2 separate regions of the Homo sapiens genome follow, and region 1 is linked to region 2. The links are chromatin loops, found by intact Hi-C in ENCODE. Cell type or tissue: heart left ventricle. All regions are shown on one strand. Links, peaks and the distances in the headings refer to the core of each region. The heading gives the core; the rest is flanking DNA.

What was found. A loop is a pair of places that touch in the nucleus more often than their neighbours do. Peaks named below come from ENCODE experiments on the same cell type or tissue, not always from the same donor. Only the 100,000 strongest peaks of a DNase experiment are listed, where the experiment ranks them.
Region 1: it touches region 2 in a loop (3-fold over the local background); 8 of 110 quality-filtered maps call a loop at or near these places.

Annotation. Positions count from the first base shown.
Region 1 is chr2:37,518,105-37,526,408 of GRCh38, forward strand. No RefSeq gene overlaps it. Among named protein-coding and RNA genes, the nearest start is that of LINC03063, 40 kb to the right of the region's middle. In heart left ventricle, for the core only: no CTCF peak of the experiment used is centred there; no DNase peak of the experiment used is centred there; H3K27ac peaks cover 1,147 bases.
Region 2 is chr2:37,651,429-37,658,021 of GRCh38, forward strand. All of the region lies in intron 1 of CDC42EP3 (CDC42 effector protein 3), which reads right to left. Among named protein-coding and RNA genes, the nearest start is that of CDC42EP3, 17 kb to the right of the region's middle. RefSeq lists enhancers at 832-1,021, 2,644-2,853, 3,521-3,580, 4,978-5,097, 5,544-6,049. In heart left ventricle, for the core only: no CTCF peak of the experiment used is centred there; a DNase peak (open chromatin) is centred at 2,623; H3K4me3 peaks cover 1,900 bases; H3K27ac peaks cover 4,000 bases.

The DNA.
Region 1 (8,304 bases), core at 2,211-6,210, 130 kb before region 2:
TAATATTAGAATATATATTCTAGAATATTCTAATATTAGAATATATATTCTAGAATATTCTAATATTAGAATATATATTCTAGAATATTCTAATATATAGAATATTAAAATATATAGGATATATATTCTAGAATAATAGGTGGATAGTAGTGTCTCGTTGTAGTTTTAATTTACACTTCTGATGACTAACAATATGAGCTCTTTTCATATGCTTCTGAGCCAACTATAGGTCCTTTTAGGTAAAGTATATAAATGTTTTACTTATTTTAAAAATTGGATTGTTTGTCTTCTTACTGTTGAGTGATAAAATTTTCAAATATATTTTCTGTGCAAGAACTTGTCTGATATATGTTTAGTAAATATTTTCCCAGGTCTGTGGCTTGCAGTTTTGTTTTCTTAGTGGTGTCTTTCAGATAGTAAAACACTTAAAATTTGGTCGAAGATCAGTTATTTTTTTTCTTTTATGGCTCATGCTTTTTGTGTTCTAGCCAAGAAATGTTTGCCTACCCCAAGATGTAATTCTCCTGCGCTTTTTGTAAAAAATTTTAGAGTTTTATGTTTCAAAGTTAGGACTATGATTACTTTGAGTTAATTTTTGTGGATGGTGTGAGGTAAAGGACCATATTAATTTTTTTTTCTGAACAATGTGTCCAACATCATTTGTTGAAAATCCTTTCCCCATCGAATTACCTTAGTATTTTTGTAAAAAAAACAAAAAACAACAAATCGACCATATGTATGTGGTTTATTTCTGTATTCTCTATTCTTTTCTATAAATTTATATGTCTGTCTTTTCACCAGTATCATACTGACTTTTATTTTATATTATTTTATTTATTATTTATTTATTTTTAGAGACACAGTCTCACTCTGTCACCCAGGCTGGAGTGCAGTGGTGCAATCATAGTTCATTGTAACCTTGAACTCCTGGGCTCAAGTTATCCTCCTTCTTTAGTCTCCTGAGTAGCTAGGAATACTGGCATGTACCACCTTGCCTGGCTAATTTAAAATAAAATTTTTTTTTCTGTAAAGACAGGGTCTTGCTATGTTGCCCAGGATGGTGTCAAACTCTTGGCCTCAAGTGATCCTCCTGCCTTGGCCTCCCAAAGTGCTGGAATTATAGGCATAAGCCACTGCACCCAGCCCATATTGCTTTTATTATCAGAGTTTTATAAAATATTTTTTGAAATCAGGTAAGTGTCCCAACCTTGTTCTTCTTTTAACAGAATGCTTGGGTCTTTTGTGTTTTCATATATATATATATATATATATATATATATATATATATATATATACACACACACACATATATATGAATATATATATGAATATATACGTATATATGAATATATACATGTATGTATATATGAATATATGTATATATATGAATATATATGTATATATGAATATATGTATATATATGAATATATATGTATATATGTATATATATGAATATATATGTATATATGTATATATATGAATATATATGTATATATGTATATATGTATATATATGAATATATATGTATATATGAATATATATGAATATATATGTATATATATGAATATATATGAATATATGTGTATATATATGAATATATATGTATATATATGAATATATGTATATATATATGAATATATATGTATATATGTATATATGAATATATATGTGTATATGAATATATATATGAATATATATGTGTATATGAATATATATGAATATATATGTGTATATGAATATATATGAATATATATGTGTATATGAATATATATATGAATATATATGTGTATATGAATATATATGAATATATATGTGTATATGAATATATATATGAATATATATGTGTATATGAATATATATATGAATGTATGTATATATATGAATATATATGAATATATATGTACATATATGTATATATATATGAATATATATGAATATATATGTACATATATGAATATATATATGAATATATATGTACATATATGAATATATATGAATATATATATGTGTGTGTGTGTGTGTGTGTGTGTGTTTTCATATACATACATATATATATGTATTAGAATCAGCATTTCAATTCCTAAAAAATTGACAGTGCATTGAAACTATAGATCACCTTGGGGAAAATCATCAACTTAATAATATTGAATGTGATAGTTATTTTTGTTTCAGCTTGACTGGTTTAAGGGATGCCCAGATAGCTGGTAAACAACATCATTTCTAGATGTATTTGTGATGGTGTTTCTGGAAGAGATTAGTGTTTGAAACAGTAGACTGAGTATAGAAGATCCACGCTGCCAACACTGGTAGGCATCATGCAATCCATTGAGGGAGCGAATAGAACCAAAAGGTGGAGGAAGGTGAATTCTCTCTCTCCTTGACCTAGGATACCCATTTTCTTTGGCCCTTGGATATTGAAGCTTGGGTTCTTGCGCTTTTGGATTCTGGGACTTATACCAGGGCCATCACCCTTCCTCTGGTTCTCAGACCTTCAGGCTCAGACTGAATTACACCAATGATTTTCCTGGTTTTTCAGCTTGTAGACAGCATATCATGAGAATTCTTAGCCTCCATACTTAAGTGAGCCAATTCCCATGGTAAATCTCCTCTTATATATGTCCTCTGGAGAATGCTGACTAATACACTGAGTCTTTAAATCTACGAATGTGGTCTATCTTCCCTTTTATTTAGGTTTTCTTTACTTTCTCTCAGCAGTATTCCATAGTTTTTGGTGTAGACACATTTGACTTGCTTAAAACAATTTTTTTATTGCTATTGTAAATGGAATTTTTTTAAAGTTCAGTTTTGAATTGTTGCTGCTTATATACTGGAATACGATGGCTTAAAAATATCGTCCGTGTACCTTACTAAACTTATTTATTAGTTCTAGTAATTATTTTGTGGATTCCCTGAGATTTCCTACATAAATAATTCTATTGCCTGTAAATATTATTTTACTTTCTTATTGATCTTTATTCTTATTATTTCTTTCCCATCTTTTTCATTTTACTTCCCTCTCCCTCTTTTAAAAAATATTACAGTGGTTTAGACTCCCAGTATAATATTGAACAGAAGCAGTGAAAGCAGGTCCCCTTGAATTGTTACCAATCTTAGGGTGCCAATGTCAAGTATGATGTTAGCTGTAGGTTTTGCATGGATGACTATTGTCAATTTGAGAAAATTTCCAAATATTTTTAGTTTGCTGAGAGTTTTAAAAAAAAATCACAAATGAGTGCTAAATTTTGTCAAATGTCTTTTCCCCATCTATTAAAATGATAATATGAATATTCTCCTTTGATCTGTTAATGAGTGAATTATATTTGATTGGTGTTCAAATGCTAAAACCAACATTAGTTCCTTGGAATAAATTCTACACAGTTATGATGTATTGTCTGTATATTGTTAAACACAGTGTAATAATATTTTGTTAAGGATTCTTGAATCTACCTTTCCCCTTACTTTCCTTCTATATTTTTGTTTTTGAGAGGTTTTAGTTTATTCAGTGGGAGGGATGCCCTGGAATGGGCCTTTGGTGCTACATACTGGAAGCAAAATGTGTACTTTTTTAAAAAAGTAAAATATTTAAAAATGATTCTGTAGGTAAATGTGGGTTGCTTATTGGCCAATGTTGCCAGCTAATTCCCTTAAATATTGAGGGAGAATAAACTTTTTACAAAATGTAATATAAAATTCTTCATTTATATGTCTAGTAGGATTCCAGTAGGACCATCCACTTCCCTTTATAAGTGTTTAGAACAAAAGACTTGTGCAGTCAGATTGTAATATGCTTTAGGAAGGTAGACGTTTTTGTTGCTAGTTCATTATTTTATGACTAAGGAATTTTGAGATATATAAACTCTTCAACTTCCCAATTTGGGCTGTATTCTTATAAGGTATCAATTCCAGATTAGCACAGAAACTTCGTCTGCAATGAAAATTTGCTAAGCAAGTTGAAGTTCATTCAGTGCTAGCATGCTTGAGGAATTATGAAACATCAGACTGTGTTGCTACTGGAGATGGGGGTGGGGTTGTCTGAAGATTTTACTTAAGGTTAAATGAAGTTTTTGGACTTTCAGATAATTATTCGAATCAGAGATAAAGATATCAGCTAGAGAACCTTGTGTGCCTCCTTGTACACTGTTGAAAGAGAAGTCTGAAGAAATGTGAGCGTTTCGGCTAAGGTGCCAAAGCCTAGTCAAGGAAATCAGGAAGTGTAGGGGAAAATGCATGGACTTTTGAATCAGATGAATGTGGATGGTATTACTGGGCTTTATCCCTTACAGGCCATGTTTTCGTTTTGGAGACTTCAACTTTTGAGCCTCAGTGTTCTTAATATCTACTTACAAAGATCTCTGTGAAAATTAAATAAAAATATATGGAAAGCCCTTTGCATATAGTAGCAATGAAATAGATGCTAATTCCTTTTTTTATAGGTCAGTATTTAAAATATTGAAACAGTATATTCACCGTTTTTTGAAAATTACTTTTAAAAAGCCAGATTTTTTTTGACAGATCATTTTTCTTCTATGTATGTTGTTATTTAAGCAGCATTCTTAGTCTCTCTCTCTCTAGACTGGAAGCTCCAGGAAGACAACAAACTTGTTTATCCGGCTTATGGTTGTATTCCCAGATATTAGCAGAGAAATTGGTACATCATAAGCAATGATGTTTATTCCCTGAGTGATGAAATGTTGTTTGCAAGTCGTTCCTATACAACTGTTGGTCTCTGGAAAGCTTCTTAATTGCTTATTTTTCCCCAAGAGAGTCCAAGATACCAGAGTGCATTGCAGTCAGCAAAGGCTACAAAAATGAAAAAACACACAGATGGCCAGAGGTGGTCCAACTCATTCTTCTTTACTCCAAAAAAATAACTCCCCAAATAGAATATTTTCGAAATTTAGGGATAGGGATATTTTGCCTTGTGGGGTGGCTAATAGTTAAGCCAAAAAAAAAAAAAAAGTCTTGGTTATGAATGTTGTGGCTATCAGCTTTTTTTTTATTTGCTTGACAAAGAATTCCTTTCTTTACTATAAATTTCTTGACTGTTTAACATTATAAGAATACCTGATGTACAATACAATTAAAGCTAAAGCCCCTTCTGAAAAGTTGATAGCTATTGAGATTCTGACTATTTAAAACATTCAAAAGAGGCTTTAAGTGATCACATGTAAATTAGATCTCTACAGAGGTGACACGAGAATAAAAAACTGCTTATGTACAGTGATTGAAACCCAGCAGTCTCCTTTGAGAGGCACAGAGAGATGATGATGGTGGTTAGTGTAGCTAGCTGGTTTCTTGACTAGCATGTTAAGCCAATTAATAAAGGTACACCTGGCATCTGAGTATTTTCCTTCCAATTTTTTTCTTTCGAGAACAAGTATGTTTAAGAAAGCTAGAAAGAAAGAAAAAAAAAGGGAAAGAAAAAGCAAGGCAGCTCATTTTATTTTATTTTTTTCATGATTTGTTCTTAAAGTTTTCTTTTTAGAAAATAAATGCAAGAATGTTTTTGGAACCATCTGAAAAATGTGTGTTTCTATTTCCAGTAGGACTTGAACCAGGACTGAGATAATTTTAAGTTTAACTGACAGCTCTTAAGCAGAAATGCTAAACCTTCAAATCCTCAGTCCTCTCTGCAACTGGAGTTTTCTTTAAGATTGTCAAATAAATATGTTTGGGGAAGATGGTAATTAAGTGTGAACAGATGGTTGTTTTTAGCTGAGATATTAAGTCTCAGTGTTTAATAGAATGATTTGCCCTGTTGGAATCAGTGGGTGTGATGTAGTTTACTGGCTGGCAAGACATCAAGTTTGTCAAAGCTAATTGGGAACCATGATAGAGATTCAAATTCCTTATATGGTTTTTAGGACTGGGGAAGTGTTAGAGGAAGATTACGACACTGCTACTCCATGCCAAAACGTTACACTACGGCTCTGCAGACTGAAGATTGCCTCACAAGCAGAAATATACTCTTTCCAACAAACACTGGTGGAATGAAAAGGACATTGGATTCCTGCTTCCAGTTACTGCTTGCCCTTCCCTGACTTTGTGACCTGAGGCAAGTCCCCAAATCCCTCTGGGCCCCAGTATCCTCATTTTTCAAATGGAGGAGGGTTAGAATTAAGATGCAATCATGCATCCAGTTGTTTTCCAAAGCATTGTCCAGCTAGGGAAGTGGTAGCACGTGGTGACTGAGAGCTTCCCCGATCCTTTTAGATCAAAGAACACTTCTATGCCTTTGTGCAACTGGTGTGCTGTGGGTACAGGTACTTTTACATCCTCTAGTTAGTGAGTGCAAAGTACTCTTGGAAGCTCCCAAGCACTCAAGGTTTCAATCTGCATTCTTCTCCTCTATATGCACTTTATATTTCAGGTTTTATAGTTTGAGGATTTGAAAGGTAAGAAAAGTGTGAGCTACAGATTTTGGAAGAATCCAGGAGCTGAGCTCATAGCTAAGAACATGTCAGGGGTGTTAAGCAGCTCTGAAGTATGTAACAAAGGCCATTTAGGTCTCAGGAGGCTGCCACCAGAACACTACCCGCCCCTCTAGCCCATGCCAGCCAGGTGGGGGACAGGTGGAAAGATGGAGATGTGGACAGCATCAGAGATTTTTCAGCTTTCATATGCCACATACTCATGCTATGTTTATGCACACACACACATACACATGCACACACACGATTTAAATAAAGGTTTTCACTGAAAATCTTGTGGTTAGATTGTGCCTTAAAGTTTTTGGTTAGCCCAAGGGATAGATGCTGTTGTGAGGGCAATTTCACAGCAAAGAAAATATTTAATGAAACTCCTTACCTGGGGAGCCCATAGAAAGAAGGGGATATGACCTCAACACTCTAAAATATAAAACTTTACTCTTCAGAAACAATTATCTTATTTCACTGAAGGAGAAGGCAGGCCATGTCTTCACAAGCCCAGGGTTTGCCAAGTGGATAAATTCCCTGGGAAAATGGTGCTTCTGATCATTTTTGTCCCCAGTGTCTAAGGCTTATTATTGTGAAGTATACATTCCCGGCAAGCATTGTCAGGAGCTAGGTCTGTTGTTTAATAAATGAACACTCATGGACTTGGAAGCAGATGGCAGCTCCCCTGAGAGGAAGTGGGAGATTTGGGAGAGGACAGCAGCACTGCCTCACTCACAATCCCTTATTTTGGCGGAGGAAAGTAAGGGCTCTTCAGGGTATGTTTCTACCTTCTCATGGCTGAAATCCGATGAGGCATTGGACCTCCTCACGCAGAGTCTTTGGATGCTTCTGTCTGAGCCTGAGCAGTGGGCCAGATGGACTATCGGTCTGCCTCAGGTGGTGTTTCTTATGGTTTCAATTAGACCTGAATCTATCAAGTGCATTGCAAATGCCCAGAATGGGGCAAGGACAAGCCACCTTTCCAGGAGGCATTTTCTGTCCTCATAATCAATGTCAAAACACTTCTTGCCTTGTATACAATCCATCTGGCTGGTAACTGAGCCCAAAACTTAGAAGTTCCTCTTAGTTTACTTTAGAGAAAGATTTCTCCATTCTACACCCTGTTAGTCTGTCCATGGGGCTGCACGGTAGCTTAGGTTATGGGAGGGATTGCAAAGATTTTCCATTTGGAAATCTGAGATGATTGGAAAAATGAATGGAAAAAAATCAGGCTTCCAGAATTTCATTTCTACCAAACAATCATCTATGTAAATTATTCCCTGTGACTACGTGTCCAATGTATCAAAAGCATCCAGATATGGTATGGAAACAGGATTGACAATCTTACCAGTTAAAAATAGATATAGATAAAATGTATGTTTTATCTGTATATCTCATGATGTGCTCTTTTATTGAGATTATCTTAAATAATTACATATTGTAATGACTAAACAACAAAACCAAAAGCTGGGTGTGGCAGAAAGCACCTATAGTCCCAGCTATTTGGGAGACTGAAGCGGGAAGATTGTTTGAGTTCAGGAGCTTGAGACCAGCCTGAGCAATATAGCAAGACCTCCATCTAAAGGTAAATAAATAAAATGAAATAAAAGAAAATAAAATAATAAATTTAAAAATTAAAAAAACAGTTAAAACTTTAGTTTGAAACATACACAGGTCCACTGTCATCTTTACTCATGGTTGCTGATGTTCTAATTTTCACATATATTCCATGACTGCATCCTTTGTGTCTTTCAATCTCGTATCAAATGTCCCTCCTCAGAGGTCTTTCTGACTACTTTAACAAAACCCCCAGCTAAAAAATCTTCACCTCTAGTCCAGAGAACAACTGGACAATTACGGCAGAAGACCACAGTGTGTGTCTTTTATT
Region 2 (6,593 bases), core at 145-4,144:
CTATGAGTTACTGATCATAACACAAACATCAGGAAAATGTGTCTAAAAGCAGCATCTGCAATGGCAGTGTGTGGGTATATGAAGACTTCACAAAAGGCCTGAGCCACGTCTCCCCTGACCCTGGCTATGGGACAGATCACTTTTTGCTTCTGTGATCAGGCCTTCACCAAAGAGGCAGCATGGATCTGTACTTTGTAAAAGGGAAGAGATCTCAGAAGAGAAACATTTGTAGTCGGAAAGGAAAGTGAGAAAATTCAACAGGTGGGAGAGGATGCAGGAGGAGCTGCTGGCCAGGGCATGAGCGAGGAGGGAAGTGCAGGCAGGTGGAATCGCCTGGGCCCGTGAGGACAGCAACTTGTGCAAGGGTGACTAGTGACACACACAGATAACCTTTGATGATGGAATGGGCCTATATGCCATGACTTGAAATCCCATCCCTCCTCATCATTTTAAGAAGACACCTGGGGCCGGGCATGGTGGCTCAAGCCTGTAATCCCAGCACTTTGGGAGGCCGAGGCGGGCAGATCACAAGATCAGGAGATAAAGACCATCCTGGCTAACACGGTGAAACCCCGTCTCTACTAAAAATACAAAAAATTAGCCGGGCCTGGTGGCAGGCGCCTGTAGTCCCAGCTACTTGGGAGGCTGAGGCAGGAGAATGGCATGAACCCGGGAGGCGGAGCTTGCAGTGAGCCAAGATCGTGCCACTGCACTCCAGCCTGGGTGACAGAGCAAGACTCCCTCTCAAAAAAAAAAAAAAAAAAAAAAAAAAAGAAAATAGAAGACACCTGGGTTCCAGGAGACTGCTGGTGAATGACCAACACATCAGAACAGTCAGCATGAGTCAGGGGAACCCCAGGGCTTTGCGTTCTGCCCAGAAGGAAGAAGGATCTGCTTGGAGGAAGGGATGCTGGGAAAAGAGAAAAGGAGGAGCTAAACAGGAAAGGCTTACAGGCCGGAAGCGAATTACCAGACTACAACTAGGGAGCGGGCCCTCCTGGGTGTTCCACAACCCAGATGAGAGAATTTTAGCTTTCTGTCTCAGTCAAAACTCTCAACACCAGCATTAACCTGTGGGCACTGAGCCATCTGAGGGTGCTGAGCACATTCACTCGTGTCTGTCCTTTCCTCATCTTGAACCCCTTTCCTGCAACCAAGGGTCAAGTCATGTGGTCACCCAGGCTGGAGTGCAGTGGCATGATCACAGCTCACTGCAGCATCGAAACCCTGGGCTCAAGCCATCCTCCTGCCCCAGCATCCTGAGTAGCTGAGACTACAGGTGCACAACACCATTCCCAGCTAATTAAAAACAATTTTTTTTTTTTTTAGAACAAGGGGTCTTGCCATGTTGCCCAGGCTGGTCTTGAACTCCTGGCCTCAAGTGATCCTCCTGCCTCAGCTTCCCGAGCAGCTAGGCTTACAGATGAGCCTCACCATGCCTGGCTCTCTAGTTTTCTTGCATTTCTCTACTCCCACTATCTTACCTAAATCTTAAAAGACAGACAAAGGTTCTTATAGTTAGCCCTTTCTCAAAAACCTTGACCCTGAAATTTGAACTTCCCACAATTATTCCTGGTTTCTTTCTAGTTCCACAAACTTTCTCCTAGTTCTTGGATCATGGTTTGTTCCTCTTTCCCTTCATAGATAACACTGGAGATAACATTCATCTCAGAAGTTAGATTCCTTTAAAAACAAATGCTCTAGTTCCTGGGGCACTAGAGAGAAAAGATTTGCCAACAAAAGGGTCCAGCTTGCCAGTCAGTCATGTGGCAGGTCAGAGAGAACACATGTGGCAGGCAGACAGGTGGGCACAGTGCTGCTGAGAACGGACATGCTCCCTTACAGGTTGTGTGAGAAATCCAAGAGTTTCAATACACAAAAGGACCGGAGAGGAAGCTACGGCCCTGGTTTTTATAAGGAAGGAAGAGAGCCGGGTTGCACTAGGCTAGACAATTCTAGTTTCTTGTGACTGACTGAAGCGTAAATGACAGTGATAATGATAGAAATAATCACAGCAGTAATAAATAATTTGGTTAAGAAAAAAACTGAAGCGGTGCTTTGCTTCATTTCTTACCATCTTTTTGGCAAACAGAATGATGCTGAAAATATCAAAACAGGGCAGCAGCCAGGAGGAAGGGAAAATCAAGCGGTTTTAAAAAATGACAGACAGAAAAATCAGCTCCTAAGTTACTTAGAGTTGATGCACTGGCAACTTACAGGACTCTGAAAAGAACCAAGGAGTTGGGATATTTTTAAAATTCCATTTATTTTAAAGGAATGTTTGGTTTGCCTACTAATTGTTTTTAGATTAATTCTTAGTGGAGAGAAAAAGTAAAAAAAAAAAAAAATTGCATCCTGCAAAACAGGTTGCAGTGTTAATTTAAAACACACATGTATAAAAATGGGCAGGTGGGTTGAGGGGTGCTACTGCCCCCAGGGACCTGCGGCTCTGTTCTTTTCTCCTCCTTGCAGGAAGTGAGCCTGCATCCGACTTCCCCTTTCTGGCTCGGTTGTCACATCCTTCAGGGACATTCCAGCTTCTGATCACTTTTCGCTTTGCCTCAGCACAGTCGCACTATGCGGCCAGTCACGGCACCACTGCACTACTGCACCATCTGAGCCCCATGCCAGAGTATCCAGCGACTCCTCCTGCATGTTGGAACCAACAGTCCTAGGGGAGGATGATGACTCGGCCAAGTACCCTCCGCCGCCTCCCTACCCCCAACCATCTGTGGGCTATGTCTCTCTGCTGCCAACCAGAAGATAATAATTCCACTGTGCCAAGCGCCCAGAACATGATCCTAGGCTCCACATTTAGAAGGGATAAAGGCTACCTGGAACATGTCCCCGCATGTTCAGAGGGAGGCAAATGGGAGGAAGTGAAGGAGCTCGATTAGGACATGTGAGAAGAGGCTGAAGGAATAGAGCAGCTTAAAGAGAACTCATAGAAAGAGAAAACTAATCTTAAGGGATCTGAAGGATTCATTTAATTGTAATGAAAAGGAATTAACTTGTTCTGGGAGGCCCTAGAGCTACCAAGCAGAAACTACAAGGAAAGATTTTGGCTCCTCCAAGTAACAGCTCAGGTTTCTCAAAAGATGGAATGGGCTGGGGTGGGGAGGGGACAGCAAGTATGGCCATGGGATGAAGCTCTCACAGAGGGGAGGGCGGTTACCCTGCGCCTCCCTGACAGTGCGTGAAGGGAGGTGTTCACGTTCCCATTTATTCTGAGTTTCCTGTATGGGAACACGATCACTGCCAATTTCCTTGTAGTCCCATGTCACTTTTCCATAGAAAAACGCACACGGACTTTCCCTTGAAGAAGCTTTCTCTTTGAACACGGCAGTCTTCTTACTAATATAGAAATGACCAGCCAATCTTTGGGATCAGAAACACTAAAATATTACTACAATGTGGACGCTCATGTCAATCCTTTTACAAACCTCTGTAGGAGTGCTTCTCTGAATAATTTTAAAATTGAAGGGGAAAAAAACCCCATAGTGTTAGATTTTCATTTAAGTTCAATGCTGAATTTCTAAGGCGGAAATCAGTGTAACCAGAAGCACCCAGTAACCCGAAGGGGATGCTTTTCATATTTTCAGTCTGTTTAACTCCACCCATTTGAGAAGATAAGAAGATGCCTTTTCTATTTTTAGATTCTTACCCTCTCCCCATATCATCTAAACTGAGGACATAGCTCTAAGCTTCAAGACTATGAAACTCTATTAGCTGGCTCCCCAGCTGCTGAGCTCTGTTATGCAAATGAACTTAGCCAGAACGAGCAGGCGGTATTTTAAAGACCCATTCAAAGTCTGATACATCTCACCTTCCATTATTTTAAAGGACTTTCATTTGTGATTCAGCTACAGCTTGAATTTATTGTTCTTTTACAACCCTGATTATATACAGACCCACAAATACCATATGTGAGACTCAGTGCTAATTTGTGTACACGTCTCATTTTTATGGGATCTAATTTGAAAGATCTCTTAGAAGCAAAATTGGAAGACAGAAGGTCCACCTCACATAGCACCAAGTCTGCACTTTTGAACAGAGGCCATTAGGACCTTTTTTCCTATAAAAATGAGTTACTGGGGAAGACTCAATGTGGACATAGAACTCTGGCAGTTACAACAAGGCAGGAGGAGGGCAAGTCCTCTCATGCCTGGTTCATTTATCAGGACGTGTTGTACATGGCACCAGGGCTGGTCAGAAGCACCCAGGCAGGCACTCTAGTTTCATGGATGTGAATCTCTGATAAGGCCATTGCTGTGAACTGCTCACGTGTTTCCATAACTAATGGATCTGACTTGGTCTGTGATGCTGCAAGGACAATATCAATACAGGAAGAGAACTTGACTCTGAAGTTTTCAGCAGTATTCAGCCAGGATATTCATTCTAATCTCTGCTCAAAAGCAAGGAACTTGCTCTCAGTTGCTCACAAAATATTAATATTTAAGTCAGCAATTATTCTATGCAGTACTCCAGTTCTGGTAATGGTAATTTCAAATGATCCCAAATAATAAGCTGACACTGTCCAGAAATTCAGATTATGGTCATTTAACCCATACTACCTTGGAGGGCAAAGTTCCTAGCCATTTGCCTTTAGGCCACATTCTCAAGTTCTCTGATGGGGTAAAGGGACAAATACAGGACTTCCATGCTATTCTGCCACCCTGCTAGGGCTGTCTACAATAATCCACGTTCCTTGGATGGGCTGAAACATGGCTTTTCTGTATGATACCAGCACTGGCTATATGTGGAATCTGGTAGTCGTCATTCTACTCTCAATCTACTTCCACTACCAACATCCTTGCGTTATTTGTATATGTGTTACTACAAATATATTTGTTGAATGATTTCCCTCTAACTAGGCTGAAAGCTCTTCTGTGGGCATGAGCTTATTCATCTTTTGCCTCCCACAACACATGGCCCACAGTGAACTTCAAATTCACAAGTGTTAAATCCATAACCCCTGCTAGACTTTCCATCATGAGAGCCAGGTTGACTTGCTCCCGGGGGCCAAACCCTAGAGCAAGTCTACAGAGGCTCTCTGGAAAGTGACAAATCTGAAATGCTTTGTTCTCTAAATAATTTACACCTGTGAAGAGTACTAGCTAGCATGAGTGCTTTCTGTGGGCCAGGCAGGCATGTAATGCTCAGAGCATACCTCTTAGGAAGCAGTCTTAGATGAAGCCTGTGTCTCCAGTCAATCACCCAAAATGTGGAGGAGCTAGGATTCCAGCCATAGCTGCATTCTGTAGCCACTGCCGATTTGATAACTCAAGGACTGCCAACCTGAAGACTATGTATCTTGAAGTCTGACAGCACCAAGAGGAAATGACACACCAAGAGCGCAACACGGATGAGAGGTGGAGATGCTAACCTGACCTTGTCAGAAGCCAAAAATGAGAAGAAGGGTCCTAGACACTGGTCCCTCCATCTCTAACTCACTAGGACTTTTCAGTATTTTTGCTATTGTCAACAAGAATCTCAAAAGGAATTTGACTTGTGGTAAACGTCAAAAGATTTGAATTGTAAAGTAACAAAGCCCCCCCCCCACCCCCCGCCCCCCGCCATCCTCGAGGAGAAAAACAAACATCCTGTTCTTAGAAAATCGTGTTAAGTGCTGTTCATTCTTTTCCCAGAGGAAGCCCATTGCATGCGACAGTGAACAATCACAGGCTTTCACTGGGGACAATAGCTCCCTAGCTTCCTAACTGACACTTCATTTCCCTCCTAACCTGAAACTAAGAACCTTGTGTTCCCTACATGGAAAGCTCTCCCACCTTCTTACCATCAGCCTCTATTCACAACATCCTCTGAGACCTGCTCCAGATGCACTTCCTTCCTGGAGGAAGTCTACTCGAATGCACCTCACGTAATCCAACCTTGCTACTGCTTTGCTTAGGGGTTTTCTTAGGGGTTGTGGAGGGCTTGTATTATGTGATTTGTTGTTTTCCTGTTTTGTGGTTTTAATGCCTGATATTTCCAGGTGGCTGGTGAGCTCAAAAAGAATAAAGTAAGCAAAAGGGCTATACATGAGTGTTCCTGTTGGGAAAACTCTCCTCCTTTTTATGCTGAATCACTTACAGAGCCTCCTCTTGAGCTGGGGACACAGAAGGCCCTCAAATCTTACTGAATAAGCTCTTCTAGTTTTCTTTCTGACCATCCCTTAAGTCAAGGGTCTACAAGCTACAGGCCGGCCAAATCCGGCCCCCTGCCTGTTTTTATAGATAAAGTTTTATTAGAACACACCTATGCCTATTCATTTATGTACTGTCTACAGCTCAGTGGGGTTCTCAACTGAGGGTGATATTTGTTCCCTATGCGATATTTGGCAATGTCTGGGAATATTGTGGGTTTTCGTGACTGGGGGTGGTGTGCTCCTGGCATCTAGTGGGTAGAAGCCAGGAATGCTGCTAAACATCCTACAGTGTACAGGACAACTCCCCAAAGCAAAGAATTATCTGGCCTCAAATCTCAGTAGTGCTGAAGTTGAGAAATCCCAGTAAAGGTGCTTTTGCTCTATCAGGTCAGAGTTGAGTAGCCTGTGACAGAGACTGTATGTTGCTCTCAAAGCCCAAAGTATT